2 separate regions of the Mus musculus genome follow, and region 2 is linked to region 1. The links are chromatin loops, found by intact Hi-C in ENCODE. Cell type or tissue: heart. All regions are shown on one strand.

The links. Peaks named below come from ENCODE experiments on the same cell type or tissue, not always from the same donor. Only the 100,000 strongest peaks of a DNase experiment are listed, where the experiment ranks them.
Region 2: a loop joins it to region 1, with 4 times the contacts of the local background. A loop is called at or near these places in 14 of 42 quality-filtered maps.

The regions. Positions count from the first base shown.
Region 1 is chr10:78,389,006-78,397,005 of GRCm38, reverse strand. It overlaps the pseudogene Gm10146. Among named protein-coding and RNA genes, the nearest start is that of Mir6907, 16 kb to the left of the region's middle. In heart, CTCF peaks have their summits at 566 and 4,726 (motif pointing right); DNase peaks (open chromatin) are centred at 575 and 4,725; H3K4me3 peaks cover 477 bases; H3K27ac peaks cover 298 bases; H3K27me3 peaks cover 3,879 bases.
Region 2 is chr10:78,318,791-78,326,790 of GRCm38, reverse strand. All of the region lies in intron 2 of Agpat3 (1-acylglycerol-3-phosphate O-acyltransferase 3), which reads left to right. Among named protein-coding and RNA genes, the nearest start is that of Mir7659, 17 kb to the left of the region's middle. In heart, a CTCF peak has its summit at 3,805 (motif pointing left); DNase peaks (open chromatin) are centred at 3,024 and 3,790; H3K27ac peaks cover 617 bases.

The DNA of each region.
Region 1 (8,000 bases):
TGGTACACATCTTTAGTCCCAGCATTCACAGCCGATTCCTCACACAGTTAAACGGCAGAATACCGTGACCCATGCCTTGCCCTGGGAGGACCACAGGACCCTGCTGAAGGGAGCACCACTCCTTCTTCTCTTCCTGAAGTAGCTGCCAGCAGGTTCTGGCTGGAAATGCGCCCCCACCCCCACCCCTGCTCCTTCCCTTTGCATGTCATTTTCCTCAGCTAGTCCTCAGACACGTCCCCAGGAAGGTCACACTACAGACAGCTCTGCAGCCTGTGCCCATGGACTTGCACACGCATCCGCTATGACATCTCCACCCATCAATCATGCATCTTTGTAGCCTTCCACCTACTCCTCTACCTTCCCTAACATCTAATGTGTATCTCCTATCGTCTTCCCACCCACCATTCCCCTCTACCCATGTTTTAATTGCTCTATCAACCACCACCACCCCTACTGAAATCACCGTGGAGCTCCTTATTGGCAGGGAGCTTTGGTCTGGACCCTGGAGCGGGACAGCCAGCGGGCACGCGGCCTTCTCGCAAGTCCCCAGGTGTAGTTCCAGCATCTGCCTCTAGCGGGCGCCTGGTCTTGGTTAAGGCTCTGGAGGCAGCACACCAGCATCTCCGTTTCTTAAGTACTGGCTGTGGTTTCCATGGGAACAGGCTTCTGGAAGGCAGGGAGGCACTTTCCTCCCAGCACCTCTCAAAAGCTGAAGTGTGCCTTGCCTTTGTTAACTGCGGTCCCGTTGGCAGTCTCTGACTTGCTCTCTGGACAAGTGGTTTTTGTCACGATTTTACTAAATTCTGACTTGATGGAAATTGGAGGCACACCTACTCTCCCTCCCCCAACCCCCTCCCTCTCTTTCTCTCTCCCTGGGATCAATCTAGAAAATGAACTGTTTCGTGAAATAAGCTAAAGTAACCTCTAGCTCATGCTAGAGGGGAGTAGGAAGGACGCCCCCTCCCCCAACCACCCCTAACCAACAACGACGGGCATCAGTTTGCCTTAGGGTCTCTGTGATTGGACTGAGCCAGGCTTTACTGCCTTGATCAGGAAAGGGAAACCCCAGCTGGGATTTCTGCATTAAAGCTGAGACCTCTGATTGATTTCTGTAGGCCTGACCCCAGCAAAGGGATGTGACAAAGGCACCTACCTCAGAGCCCTGCCCAGTCTCAGTGATGCCTGGAGCCTCTGGAAACCCCCTGGGTTGGAAAGGAATCTCTGGGGCTACCAGGTGCAGTCAAGGCAGGAAACCCAGGGTTCCCCTGTGTCAGGTCAGAATCTTGGTCCAAGTGGAGACACATACTGCCCAGAGGGCCAGTGCCACCCAAGTGACTCTCCCAGCCTGTGTGTTGTCCCACCTGCCCACTACTCCCTCTGCCTTCCTAGCTTCCATTCTGTTGATGCACTGTGGACCTCTGGTGTTCAGAAAGCATAGCACTCACAGGGAAGGAGCGCGGGTGGCTGCTTTACTCTAGAAAGTCAAAAACAGCTGGCCGGGCCTGGTGGTGCAAGCCTTTAATCCCAGCACTTGAGGCAGAGGCAGAGGCAGGCAGATCTCTGTGAGTCTGAGGCCAGCCTGGTAGCCTGGTCTACAGAGCAAGTCCCAGGACAGCCAGGGCCATTACACAGAGAAACCCTGACTCAAAACACAAACAAACAAAACCAGCCCTCAGACTGCCTTGTTCCAGTTAATCAGCCCACTGCCTCTGGCTCTCTTCTACACGGGGCCGTTTGTTCTCTCAGGGTGCACTCTCGATGTAACATGCACCATACCCTGGGGTGCAGGCAGGGACCCAGGACCAGGGTGGGGCTACAGAACAAGAGATGGGAATCCTTCCTAGATATACGATTCAGAGAATGCTTAAGAGACCTGCCTTTCTCCCTTCTTCCATTCCCATGGGCACTGTCACACCAGCCATGGCCTGGTTACCTTACTTCACTCACCAGGAAATCAATGCTAAGAAGTTCACACTGTCTCCTGAGTGGTGTGCTCACACCCACCAAGTCCTCACGTCAACTCACTCAGCTGTGTGCCTGCCAACAAACGGTTATCTTTAATTTTTTAAAAATTATTACTGTGTATGGGGGGGGGGAAACATGTGTATGCCTTCGCATTCCTGGGGTGGGGGTCAGAGGATAATTTCTCCAGAGTCGGTTCTCCCACTGTGGGTCAGGGGATGGATCTCAGGTGGCCCTGTTTTGTACGTAGGTAGTCTCCTTCCCCAGCCTGCCTTAATAGGGGTTTTCTTTCTCATTAAGGAAAGAGAGAGAGAGGTATAGGTAAGGAGACAGGTATCCCTGCTAACACGACTGTCTCCAGATCTTGAGAGGGGACCCGCAGCATACAGGGCCATATAGGAAAGCCACTTGGGGACGCCTTTGATGACCAGGAAGCAGAAGAAACAAGAGGAGAGGGCAGGAATGGGTCTGGTTGGGTTTTGTCAACTTGACACATCTAGGCATAGCTGGGGAGACGGAATCTTAATTGAGAAAATGTCTCTATAAGATTGGCCTACAGGCAAGACTGCAGAACATTTTCTTGGTTAATGACTGGTGTGGGATGGCCCAGATTACTGTGGGTGCTGCCACCCCTGGGTAGGTGGTATAAGAAAGAAGGTCGGCTGTCGAGATGACTCATCGGGTAAGAGCACTGACTGCTCTTCCAGAGGTCCTGAGTTCATATATATATATATATATATATATATATATATATATGTGTGTGTGTGTGTGTGTGTGTGTGTGTGTGTGTATTTGGCTTTATTCGAGACAGGGCTTCTCTGTATAACCCTGAATGTCCTGGAACTCACTTTGTAGACCAGGCTGGCCTCGAACTCAGAAATCCTCCTGCCTCTGCCTCCCAAGTGCTGGGATTAAAGGCGTGCGCCACCACCGCCTGGCTAGGTCCTGAGTTCAAATCCCAGCAACCACATGGTGGCTCATAAACACCCAGAATGAGATCTGACACCCTCTTTTGGTGCGTCTGAAGACAGCTACAGTGTACTTATGCATAATAATAAAGAAATCTTTGGGCCGGAGCAAGCCGGGGCTGAGCGAGCAGAGTTGACTGGAGCAAGCTGGGCCAGCCAGAGCGAGTGGGGCCAACTGGAGTGATCAGAGGTCCTAAATTCAATTCCCGACAACCACATGAAGGCTCACAACCATCTGTACAGCTACAGTGTACTCATATACATAAAAATAAATTAATAAATCTTTTTTTTTTTTTTTTTTTTTTTTTTTTTTTTTTTTTGCTCACATGGGCAATTTTATTAAAAAACAAAACAAAACAAAACAAGAACAAAAGACCAAAACATCACACAGAAGTTCACCCCATAGAAGGAAGATCCCTGGGGCTGGACCGCTCTCCTTTGCTGCTAAGTGTCCTGCTGCTGCACGAAGGGGTTGGGGATGGCCTCCATGCCGTCCTGTGGGCAGATGAGCACCACCGAGGTGCCACGACATACGACAAGCCCCAGCTGCCGAGTGTCCTCCGTCAGCTTGTACTGGTCATCAGGGTCTCTCATGTACTCCATGGTCCCATCCAGCACCAGGTTGAGCAGTGGGTCAAAGCCCTTCAGGATACCGCTGGCTTCCCGGCCACCCTGGAACTTCACCCGAATGGTCTTATCGATGTACTTGGAGAGGTCCAAGATGCTTTCTTTCTTCTTTTTCTCTTTGTCCGCCATCTTGTCGCCTCACGTCCAAATTAATAAATCTTTAAAAAAGAGAGCCAGGCAGTGGTAGTGCACGCCTTTAATCCCAGCACTTGGGAAGCAGAGGCAGATGGATTTCTGAATTTGAGGTCATCCTGGTCTACAGAGTGAGTTCCAGGACAGCCAGGGCTACACAAAGAAACCCTGCCTCGGAAAAAACAAAAGAGAGGGAGGAAAGGAGGAAGGGAGGGAGGGAGGGAGGGAGGGAGGGAGGGAGGGAGGGAGGGAGGGAGGAAGGAAGGAAGGAAGGAAGGAAGGAAGGAAGGAAGGAAGGAAGGAAAGAGGCTAAACAAGGTGTGAGAAGCAAGCCAGCAAGCAGCATTTCTCCACAGCCTCTGTTTCAGTTTCTGCTTCCAGTTCCTGCCCTGCCTGAGTTCCTGCCTTGGCTTCCCTCGATGAATTGTGACCCGGGATTTGTAAGCCAAATAAACCCTTTCCTGGGCAAGCTGCTTTGGTCACTATTCTATCACAGCAATAGAAACCTAACTAAGACGGGGATCTTGTGTGGTTTCTGTGGGTTGCCTGTGAGGCAGGGCAGGTAGCTGATGGGGTATTTCAGGAACATGGGCACTGTCCCCAGGTGCCCAGTGCCTGTCTGAGATGAGAACAAGGTAGACGTCCCTTAGAAGTAGTGAGCCGGTGAGGGCCTAGACACCCGTATGTGGGTCAACAGCGGGCTCTAGGGATGCTTGGTCAGTATCTCTTGGAAGCCCAATACCAGCTAAGCTGTCCCGTCAGAGCAGCACAGCCCTGGGTGTCATAGTATGAGTTACAGAAGCTAGAAAATGTGCTCTGCACAGCCCAGCTTCCTCACCCGCTGACTCTCCGGGTTTTGTCCACAGCAAAGGTCAGGGAGGAGAGAGAGAGAGAAACGGACTCGATCCTTCCTCTTTTCTTCCTGTGGGTGTTTCTCTATCACAGCAAACAGTTACTTGCAGCTCAATCTCCAGCAGGCTTCTGGTGTTTGGAGACCCGGTGGAGACAACAGCCACAGAGGGAAAATCCGCCTGAGCCCAGAAGGGGGCGCTGTTGATCCGGCTCGTAAAGCGCATCACGCGGACAGAGCAGGTTCCGAACGCATCGAGGACACCGGTCCAGTGCTGCAATCCAAGCCACTTCAGACACATGAAACTAGGTCTGGACCCCGCACACAAAGCCTGGAAGTGGATTGTGTATACGTGTGCATGTGTGTGGAGCGGGTTATCTCTACTGAAGCACACTTTAGCCCACTGAATCCACACTCTGTCGCTTTAACACGTGTGGATGATAATGGACTTATAGTGCAAAGGAAAACTTTTTTTCCTGTTTGTTTTTCTCACTGTTTGGAAAGTAGTAGTCTATGGTTAATTAGCTCCATTACTCTGTGGTCTCTGATGCATCTCATTCTGACAGGAGCTGATCTTGGTGTCCTGGTTGTAAAAACAAACAAGCCAAGAGAAATACATTGCTGAGGCCTCACCGTCCCTTTCAGAGGATTTCTCACTAGGTCCCACTACCTTTCAATCGAGCCGAGCTGGGGGCCAGCCTCTGGGGAACAGCCAACATTCAAGTGACTGTGATACTAGAGAAACCTGTAGTAAAATTGATGCTATGAAAAAATGCACTAGTGGCGCTGCGCGGCGGAGGCGCACACCTTTAATCCAGCGCTCAGGAGACGGAGGCAGGAGGATCTCTGAGCTGGAAGCTAGAAAGTGAGTTTCAGGACAGCCAGGGCTGCACAGAGAAACCCTGTCTCAAAAAACGAAAAACCAGAGAGGGGGGTGGAGGGGGAGAGGAAAAGAATTTACTAATGAACTTACTTGGGAAATACTAAGTAACACAAAGTGGCATTTAGCTAAAGGAGACTGCCTCCCACAGGACTGGAAGGTTGTGTGCTAACCAGGCTTGTTAGGAACTTAGAGAAAGGAAGGTCTTTACATAATTAAAGTTTAGGGTTGCTGAGAAAGTTTCCGCCAGTGTTTACCCACAGTGTTGACCTCCAATTAGGTTCCATTCCCATGACAAAAAGAAGACAACCCTGAGTTACAGCCAGCTTCCAGGCTCATCTGCATAGCAAAGAACATCTTCTAAGGAGCAGGGGATTGCTCTAGGGAACAGTGCAGGGTCACATCCTTCCTTAACCGCTGGTCTGTCCTTAAGCCCCCTGTGCTCTTCTCAGGAAAAGCATCCTTCTGCCAGGAGGGAGAGAGGATCTGGGGTAACAGCTGCTGGGAAAGAACTCTGGTGTGTTTAAGGAATAATTCTGACAAAATCTTTGTTGTGCAAACCTCCCATCTGCTCAGGTGTCAAGACGTGTGGACGTCTGTGCCTGTTTAAATCGTTTAAAGTTTAACCTGGGGCTGGGACCTGAAGAAGATTAAAAGGTAGTTACCTTTTAATGGCAATAGCCGTGGACCATTAGTCAATACCCATCACCCCTGATGCCCCAGGATGCCCCCAGGAGCCAAGGCACAGCCAGACCCAGCATCTGCTTGAGTTGAAACATTCTGCAGTGGAGGACCAATAAATCTACAACCCAGCATGGGCCTCATCTGCAGGCAAACTTGGCCCTCTGCTGGGGGAAAGGCTGGCGAGGCTGCCACCCTCTACCATCTGTACCCCACAGCCGCATGATCACCGGGGATAGCAGGACCTCTGCAGTGAATGGCGCAGGAACTGCCCGCACAACTATTAGTTTTCTGTTTAAGTCTTTCTTGGGACTTCAGCAGAGATCTGCCACAGTTGTCGGACAGGACCCGACAGATCCCATTGTCTGCCTCCCCTCACCCCATCCCTCCAGTTACTTTAGCACTTTACAAAACTGGTTTACACACTGGCCTAATTCACCCAGAACTCTCAGCCTCCCCAACCTCAGAAAGATCGAATCCCAGGATGGGGCTCAAAGAGGCTGCCAAAGTCCCATCCCAGTCCCTGCTAAACTTTTTTTTTTTTTTTGGTTTTTGAGACAGGGTTTCTCTGTATAGCCCTGGCTGTCCTGGAACTCACTTTGTAGACCAGGCTGGCCTTGAACTCAGAAATCCACCTGCCTCTGCTTCCCAAGTGCTGTGATTAAAGGCGTGCGCCACCACACCTGGCTCCCATTTCTTTTCTTACTCTTTGTTTGTTTTGCTTGCTTGCTCACTTGCTTGCAACAGGGTCTCACTACAAAGCCCTGTGTGATCTGGAACTCTTTGTGAGGGACAGGCTGACCTCGAAGTCATGGATATCCACCTACCTTCACCTCTGAGTACTGAGATTCAAGGCACACACCATTCTTCCTGACACTGCTGGCCAGGCAGGTCAGGGCCACTCAGGCAAGGAGGACCGGCCCAAGGCTTGCTGAGTCTCCTAGGCTCTGGTAGCATCTTCTGCCCCATCCAGGGGTACAACCATCAGTGTGACTGGTGCCACACTGCACATTAACCATGGAGACCAAAAGACAGGGAAGACCCTTCCTCACACAGCTCACAGCCAGTAACCTCTGCTTGAGAGGTAGTTTGCTCTCCTATGGTTACAGGGAGCAGAAAAAAAGAGGCCAGTGACCCCACCCCCATACAGAACTGGGGTTCCCAATTCCAAGCTCAGTCATCTCTTATAAATACATGAACCCTGTGCAGAGCCAGAGGCTGGCCTGATCCAAGGTAGACACTCAGCCAACTGTTCACCACACAAGCTCAGAGTTCTCTTGGGTTGTCCTTGTTCACTAGCTATTGAAAGCTCATGAGGCGGGATGTTCTCCTCAGGCTCTGGAGGCAGAGGAACCTGTCCCTGTCCCTGCCCCCTGTCAGCCTTTCTATGAACATTGAGGTTGCACCATGGTAGGTCAGGCAGGCCTCGCATATGAGGGCTTTCAGGTGGTCTATGGAGGGCCATAGCTTCCCACAGAGGATTGATGCTCCTTGTAGGGATCAGGAATTCCATGGAGGTTTGGGGTTCCCAGTGGGAGCTGCAATGCTAAAGCTCAAGGTGCCAGTGGGTCCCCAGGATTCTGGCCAGCCCTTGTTACCCCATCTGTTCTGGTCACATGTTCCTAGACACAATGTCTGACCACTTACACCTTCTCTCTTACATTAACTCCCCATATGGACTAAACTCTGCAGGGGTAGCCCACCCTAGCTGTCCACAGGCAGGACCTGGCTCCTGAGGACACAGGTCCTAAGAGGAGGAGGGAGAGAAGGAAAGAGGGTTGTGGGCTGGAAGTTGAGGAGAGAGTTGCCCTCCACTTGTAGTAAGCTAAAACTTTTGTGCCACCATCTCTGTTGCCCTAGCTGTTTGGAGCAGAGCTGTTTGTGCCAGGCTAACGCAAGG
Region 2 (8,000 bases), 70 kb after region 1:
CGGGAGGGGGTGGGGGATAGGAGGCAGTGTGTGTGTGTGTGTGTGTGTGTGTGTGTGTGTGTGTGTGGTCACCCAGGGACACAGAGGACTCCAGAAGTGTGGCCAGCCCTGAGGGGAGCCCATCTGAGTCTATATCAAGCAGAGCTATTTCCCAGCAAGGCCTAAATGTCAAGCTCAGGTTGTTTTCAGCCAGGATGAGAATTCTTCAGAGGCTGGGCTCTCAATTGTGTCTCTCAGAACAATAGGGGACAATCCTCTCTCTGGTCATGTGAGTCCTGTAGCCCAGGTGTGTTGTCCTGGTGACAAAGGTCGCAGACAAAGTCTGAGATTGCAGGAAGTAAGCAGGTGCTGGGTGGATGCTGGAGGCCCAGGGTGACCTGCAGGAACAGAGAAGGGGAGATAGGTGAAGGCTACAGAAGGGTTCACTGTGTTTCGCTGTGCTGGGTGGAGATTATCTTTGTCTTCTGAAGGGGTTGTGTGAGGGGAGAGCAAAGGGCACAGACATCGCCCCGGCAGGCTGTCTGGTAATGGCAGACATCCTGCAAAGGGAGGCACTTTCTTGAAAGAAGAGCTGAGTCTTATCGGTGCAGGGTGGGTGGGTAGCCTGCTGCCATGCAGACACAAAGGTAGGAGCCTGATGTGAGTTAACTTTGTTCTCAACACTTAAAATTTAATTATAGAAGTAGCATATGCTTGGAAAGATGGAACCAGAATCAAGTATAATAAATAAAGCTGTGTTCCTTACTCTGTCTAGGATTTCACTCTTCCGGGAGGATGCGCCAACCTAGAGTGGCTTGTAGTTAATCTTCCAGAACTCACAGAAAGCTCCCAGGAACACACGAGCAGCCTGTGTCAGTAGAGTGCTCACCCAGCATGTATAAAGCCTTGGGAGCGACCCCCAAACACTGCATACACCAGCATGATGACCGTGCCAGTTATCACAGCACGCGGGAGGCTGAAGCAGGAGGGTCAGGAGATCAAGGTCTTCTCCCGTTCCGTGTCAAGTTTGAGAACAGCCTGGACTTGGGCTAGGTTGTACCTTGTCTCAAGCAAGCAAACAGATTTTTAAAAAGATAAACAAACAGTTACTAACTGCAGTTCTGTGGGACAGCTTCTATAGCTGGATTCTAGCTGTCAGTTTGCACAGACCTGCTTCCTTTTATAAAAGCTCTTCTTGCCAGGCAATGGTATGGCAGCACGCCCCTTTAATCCTGGTGCTTGGGAGGCAGAGGCAAGTGGTTCTCCACGTTCAAGGCCAGCTTGGTCTACATAACACGTTCCAGGACAGCCAGGGCTGTTCAGAGAAGCTCTGTCTTTTTTTTTTTAAGTTTTTTTAATTTATTTTATTTATACACTATAGCTGTCTTCAGATACACTAGAAGAGGGCATCTGATCCCATTACAGATGGTTGTGAGCCACTGTGTGGCTACTAGGAATTGAATTCAGGACCTCTGGAAGAACAGTCAGTACTCTTAACCACTGTGCCATCTCTCCAGCCCGAGAAGCTCTGTCTTAAAACAACAACTGAAAGGCCTTCTTGTTTTATTAATGTCCTGAAGTGTGTGTTTATTTGGGCATGCTCTCACTCACGCCTATGCCTTTGGGCTCTGGGATGGCTCAGGGCGGTTAACTGGAATGGGCTTGACCCATATTTCTGGTTTAGAGAGCAGTGTTGAGCTAGCCTGCTCATCTTCCCATGAGGGCCAGCTAGGGCCAGAGGCCACCTGTTCAACTAACTTGGGAGACTTGGCCCTTATAACCCTGCAGGCTGCCCCAGTAAGCTGTCTCCATGGAAGTGGACTTTGCCTTCCATGTTATATAGAGCTGGCTCTCTGCACCTGACCCACCAGCTGGTGCTGTTTGTAAGTTTCTCTGGTGACAAATGGCTGCAGGAGGAGAGTAATCTGGCCTCCGACACCTTTCCACTGAGGACCGTCTGTTACCTGCACCGTGGTCCCATGTGTAGAACACAGGTAAAGGGCTGCACATGTGCACCTCTCTGGCGCTTCTGACCTGTGTGGACAGCAGTGTCCATCAGCAAGGTCTCCTGCAGCCCTCTGCCGGCCAGGCCAGATGCACCCCTGCCTCCATCTGCTGGGTTTGGCCTCATGATTGCACTATTGAGTGTCCTGGGTCTGTCTTATAGCTACCATCTGCTAGGTTCTGTTCATCACGTAGTAAGCTGAGGCTACATCTGAACCTGGTCTCTACAGTGCTAGCACACCTCTAGGCTGGGATGGGGCTCTGGGTAAAACTCTGGGAGGTGACATCTGTGATGAGTCCGGGTCATCCCCATTGGCGTGGGCCTTGCCTATCCCCTGTTCACCCAGTGTGAGCTGGAATCAGGAGCTGAGCCCACAGAAACACAGGAGACATGGAGAAGTGTGTGGCCTCCAGCATAGACTGTAAGGCAGGTGCTAGTGTGTGAGGCCACCCTGCATTTCCACACTTCAATGTCCTCCTGGAGGGAAGAATATTTTTCCTATGTGAGGTGTGCTTGCTGCTGGGCAGACACCTAAGAGAGACTTGGGGGCAGCGTGGAGCCCAGAGGAAAAGGCTGTGTGCACAGGTGAGTGCACAGAGAGTGTGTCGCTCTGGACTCCCATGAGCAAGGCCTCATGGGAAGCTTTGTTTCTTATCTTGGCCTTAAGAACATCTTGGACTTCCTGAAACCACCCAGCACTGCCACTGAAGTACTCCTCTTTACCTGTCTCTCTTCTGATCTCTGTTTAAAGTGAACAGCAGTGATCCACCGGCCTCAGCCTCCTGCATGCTGAGACTGCCTTACCAGTTCTTCCTCCTGTCCCTCCTTAGCACAATGGCTGCGGATGGGTCCAGAACACAAGTCTCTGTGGCAGGTAGCTTTTCCTCACATCTCATTGAGCCGTGCTGTCCCTTCTCTCCCTTTATCTTTTGTTGTCAGTAGTAACATTAATGGATTTGCTGTAGTTCACCTTCCCATGTCCTGGACACAGCAGCTTTGATGGTCCTTTGGCTTGTTGCATAAGGCTGGGGCCAATTTGTAGGCTGTCTTATCTGCTCCTGGCTGAGGCAGACCTTTCCAAAGGGCCTCTCTTGATCCTGGCACTTGCTGTCTCTCCTCTCGGTAATTTGCTGACTGGGGCACAGATGCCTCTGGCAGATGGCAGAGTAGAAGTGTCAGCTCAGATGACTTATCATAATACATATATGGAATGTTACAGATTGACTGCCGCACCACTGTCTAATCTGAAAGTAGGTTTGAATTGTTAGGCTGCTGTCCTGTGTTCACGCAGAAGAAATGTCATGAATCCATTCCGTGTCCTCAGAGCTAAACATGGACAGACAAGCTGTCACCTCAGAGTGCTGCCGGCTCCACTGCCCAAGCTCCTCAATCCCTCAGGATCCCACAGTTCCCCTCCCCCTCTTCCAAGGGTTCCCTGAGCTCCCCGGGGAGGGACTGGATGGAGACCTGTGACCTTTTCACCTAATGTGTGGCTTTTCACCTAATGTGTGGCTGCTTGGTCTCAGCATTCTCTCCCATCAGCTGCTGGAGGCAGCCTCTCTGACGGGACTAGCACTGAGCTCTGAGGATTTCTGAACATGACTAGGGGTCATTTCATTAATTTTTCCCTCCCTCCATTCCTTTCTCCCTCCCTCCCTCCCTCCCTCCCTCCCTCCCTCCCTCCCTCCCTCCCTCCCTCCCTCCCTCCCTTCCCGCTTCCTTCCTTTTTGTTTTGGTCCTATTTTGTCCTAGGTCTCTGGCCTATTCAACCCCAGGCATGGGCTCCCTCTTGTGGTGTGGGCTTCTAATGAGAGCAGCCATTGCTTGGTCACTCCCAGGAGCTCTGAGCCACCATGGCCACAGCAGATCTTAAGGGAGGACAGAATGTGGGTGGAAGGTTTTATTGCTGTGTTGCCATCCTAGCCCCACCATGGGAAGCCTTGCATGGTTACAGAAGATGACTGGTTTAGACTCTGTATCCTAGGTGTCCTCACTAGGGTCACCCTCGTTGATTCCAGGGAGTTTTCACTGCACTAGGTTTCCAGATTGTCCCCTCAATTCCAGCTGCCTCTCCTTGTACTCTCTCCCTCCACCCCCCCACCAGATCCTACCTAGTCCCATCCCTGCTCCCCAGTCTGCCTGCAAAATCTGTTCTATTTCTCCTTCCCAGGGAGCTCTATGCATCCGACCCCACCCCCACTTCACTCCCCAGAGCCCTTCGTGTTACTCACCCTCTCTCAGTCTGTAGATTACAGCGTGATTATCCTTTATTAGCAGCTAATATTCACTATAAGTGAGTACATGCCATGTTTGTCTTTCTCGGTCTGGGTTACCTCACTCTGAGTTTTTTCTAGCTATTCATTTGCCTGTAAATTTCATGATGTCATTTTTATGTAAATTTTATGATGTAACACAGATGAATGATACTCCATTGTGTGAATGTATTTCATTTTCTTTATCCATTCTTCAGAAGAGGGACATCTAGGCTGCTTCCAGTTTCTGGTTATTATGAATAAAGCCACTGTGAACATACTTGAGCAAATGTCCTTGTGGTATGATGGAGTGTCCTTTGGGTATATGCCCAAGAGTAGTATAGCTGGGTCTTAAGGTAGATCAATTCCCAATTTTATGAAAAACTGCCATATTGATTTTCATCATGGCTCTACAAGTTTGCACTCCCACCAGCAATGGAGGAGTGTTCCCCTTGCTCCATCCCTGGCCAGCGTGACCTGCCACTTGCCTTATTGATCTTAGCTGCTCTCACACGTATAATAAGATGGAATCTCAAAATAGTTTTGATTTGTAGTCCCAAGATGGCTAAGGATGTTGAACACTTCTTTAAGTGTTGCTAAGCCATTGGAGACTCCTCTATTGAGAATTCTGTTTAGATTGGCACCCCATTTTTTAATTGGATTGTTTGGTTTGTTGATGTCTAGTTTCTTGAGTTCTTTATATATTTTGGATATTAGCCCTCTGTGAGATGTGGGGTTTGTGAAGATCTTCCCATTCTATAGGCTGCTGTTCTGTCCTATTGATGGTGTCCTTAGCCTTGCAGAGGCTTCTTGGTTCCATGGGGCCCCATTTACCAATTGTCAATCTTAGTGCCTGAGCTATCAGTGTTCTGTTCAGGAAGTTGTTTCCTGTGCCAGTTCCTTCAAGGCTATTCCCCACTTTCTCTTCTGTCAGGTCTTCAGTGCCCTGGTCACAGGGCCTCTCCAGTCACCACCCCAGCCGAAGGCTATAGTGGATAGCTCATTAGTGTGTCAGGCCATGACTGGAAGAGCTAATTAGGAACTTCTAAACTATGACTCAGTAATAAGGAGCTACACTGTCAGGGGCCATGAAGAACTGAGGACTAAGACCAAAAAGCACTTGTTTCTCATCTTACAGCCCAGTGTCTGCACCTTGAGAAGCAGGATCCCCTTCTAAGAGTGCTCCCTGGGGCAAGGAGGACTGAGAGTGGGCAGCTGTTCTCTGGGCCACAGGGACTCATTCCCTAGGCCTGCTTGCTTCTATTTCTGTATTTCCTTGTGGTCTCAGGATTGCTGTCTCCCACTGCTGGTTCATGTGTGGTCCAGTCACACTTGACTTTTTCCTTTTAACTTGTTCACCTTAAACCCCCACTTAGTGCCTGCCCTGCCTAAGAGGCCACGCTGTTAAGTGCTGATGAGCCGTGACTTTCCTAGATACAGCTAATGGTCGGGAAGCAAGGGAAAGTGGGCTTAGGTGGGAGAAGGCTTGTGAAGCACCCTCTGTCCTTCACTGGGCTGTGGAGAAAAGGCATTTTCTGTTCCTGATTAGCCTCTACCTTCCATGTGGAGCCACGTGTTTGGGTTTTTGTAGCTGTTTCAGTGATTCTAATTAAGTGGCGGGGCTAGCCAGACTCAGACTTCACTCTGGGCACTTAGATAAGGACCTTTTCTGTGGGCACACATGGGTCCTTGGTGGATGTGGGCAGGAGTCTGGCTGGGCTCTTACTCCAGGCCACACCCCTGCTCTGTCTCTGGTCCAGAATCCTGTCAGGTGTGATCAGGTGTCAGGGCCTGGGTCCAGCTCCTCCCAGCACTGGGGATAAAAGCCAGCTCAGTCTGCCTCCTGCTACTTCTGAGCCACCTACAGCTCTGCTGGGGATCTGCCTGCTGGCACAGGTAAGGGTGACTGTGCTCCAATATCCACGCCAACTGAAGGGGAGTCACAGGGGCATCTCTTAGACCCTGCTGGCCCTCTCCAGATCCCCTGCCTCCACCCTGATGCTAGATGAGTGTCCTCCTCCAGTCTGGCTTCTGGGCCTGTGGTTCTTCATTGCCCAAGTTCCAAAGCAGGTCTCTCAAAAATTTGGGCGAGTAACACTTGCCTCTGATGGCTTGCTGGCCTCTTTTGGATGCATCCTTTGGGATGCCTGTTGTTGCTACTGCCACGGCAGTGGGACTTCCCTGAGTGCCTATCTCTTATGTGCAGACAGATGCTACCTAGTAAAGGAGACGACAGAGTCCGGATCTCAGCATGGTGGCTTCTAGAAGTGCATAGCCACTTCGCCCTCGGAAGGCAGTGAGGCTACACTAAGACTCTGGGTTTGATTGGCACAGGATGGGTGGCAAGCAGCCTGGCAGCTCCCAGCATCTTTCTGTGCTCACCCAGCTGAGCTGTCGTGTTGAGTGTGCTGGACAGATGGCACATAGCTCTAGGGTAGCGACCTCCTCTGCTCACGGGAGAGTGCTGAGTTTAGGCTCAGCATCGCTGCTGTGATTTGGATGGGTACTGGGTGTTGCTGATATCCTGAGGGATGTTCCTGCCTGCACAGCTCCCTCACAGCTCCATTCCCACGGTTGTGAAATGACTTCTTGGGTAACCAGCCACTGGGTAACTAACCAGTCTCATGCTTGCAGAAGCACACCCATGGGGGTGTCACTTGCTGTCTTTGATGAGCCAGTATTTCTCTTGGACCACCATCAGCCAGAGTGGGCTTGAGGGAGGGGTGTCCATTCACTGTGGCTAATTAGGGCCAGAATCATGGCCCTGGCATCCACTTTATCGGCAGATTCCCAGGTGTTGGAATGAACCTGCACGTCCTTCAGCAGAGTGTGTTTTTATGCTGCAAAATTACCCACATCTTTAGAAGAGAGAGAATGCTGAACTGGGTTGGGGTGGGGTGGGTGCGGGGTTAGTTCTAAGAAGATGCATTTCTGCTGCACGGAGTGGAGAAGCCCTGGGATTCTGTCTGCCCCACGTTGCCAGACTGGGAGTTGGGAGGGGACCCTGGGTACCAAGGGGTGTCAGAGCTTCAGGTGAATCACTTCACACCTGACAGTAGCGCTCTCAAGTATGGGCTTGTCTTAGGAGTGCGAGTGCATACCCCTTGTCTAATAAGGTGCTAGCTCTTCCTGCAGGGCCACAGGCTTTAGACTGGTGTGAGGGGAAAGTTAAGATTCTTGTCTGCAAAAGTTCAGTCCTGCCTCACCCTTGGTTCCATCCCGATGAATACCGGAGCCACAGGTGTGCTCAAACCCTATGGATGTGTTGCTAGCTTGCCCATGGTGCACTTGAATTTAAAGATTATGTGCACAAATCTTTACAAACAGTAGCTAACACAACCACTCAGAAACCAGGACAAGGAATACAGCGTGTTATAAAAGAAATAATTTAAAATATAAATTGTTTATACCTGGGATTTTGCATTGCTGTTTTGAACTGTGGAAGCCAAGCCATAGGAATGGGATATGGAAAGGGGAGGGGAGGGGAGGGGAGGGGAGGGGAGGGGAGGGGAGGAGAGAAAGAGAGAGAGAGAGAGAGAGAGAGAGAGAGAGAGAACGTGAGAGGTCCATTAGGCAGTTTTACCCAGAGTCATCCACAGCCCCACCATTTCACAATCAGGTACCAGGTGTTGATGCCTACCTGGCTTGGGTTCAGAAGTCAGAGCTGCACCCCAGCCCCCGGGAGAACAGGGTGCTGTGGGGGAGTCAATGAAACCATGGCGTGAGGGACCAAGAAAGAACTGTTCCTGCGTTCTTAAGGCTAC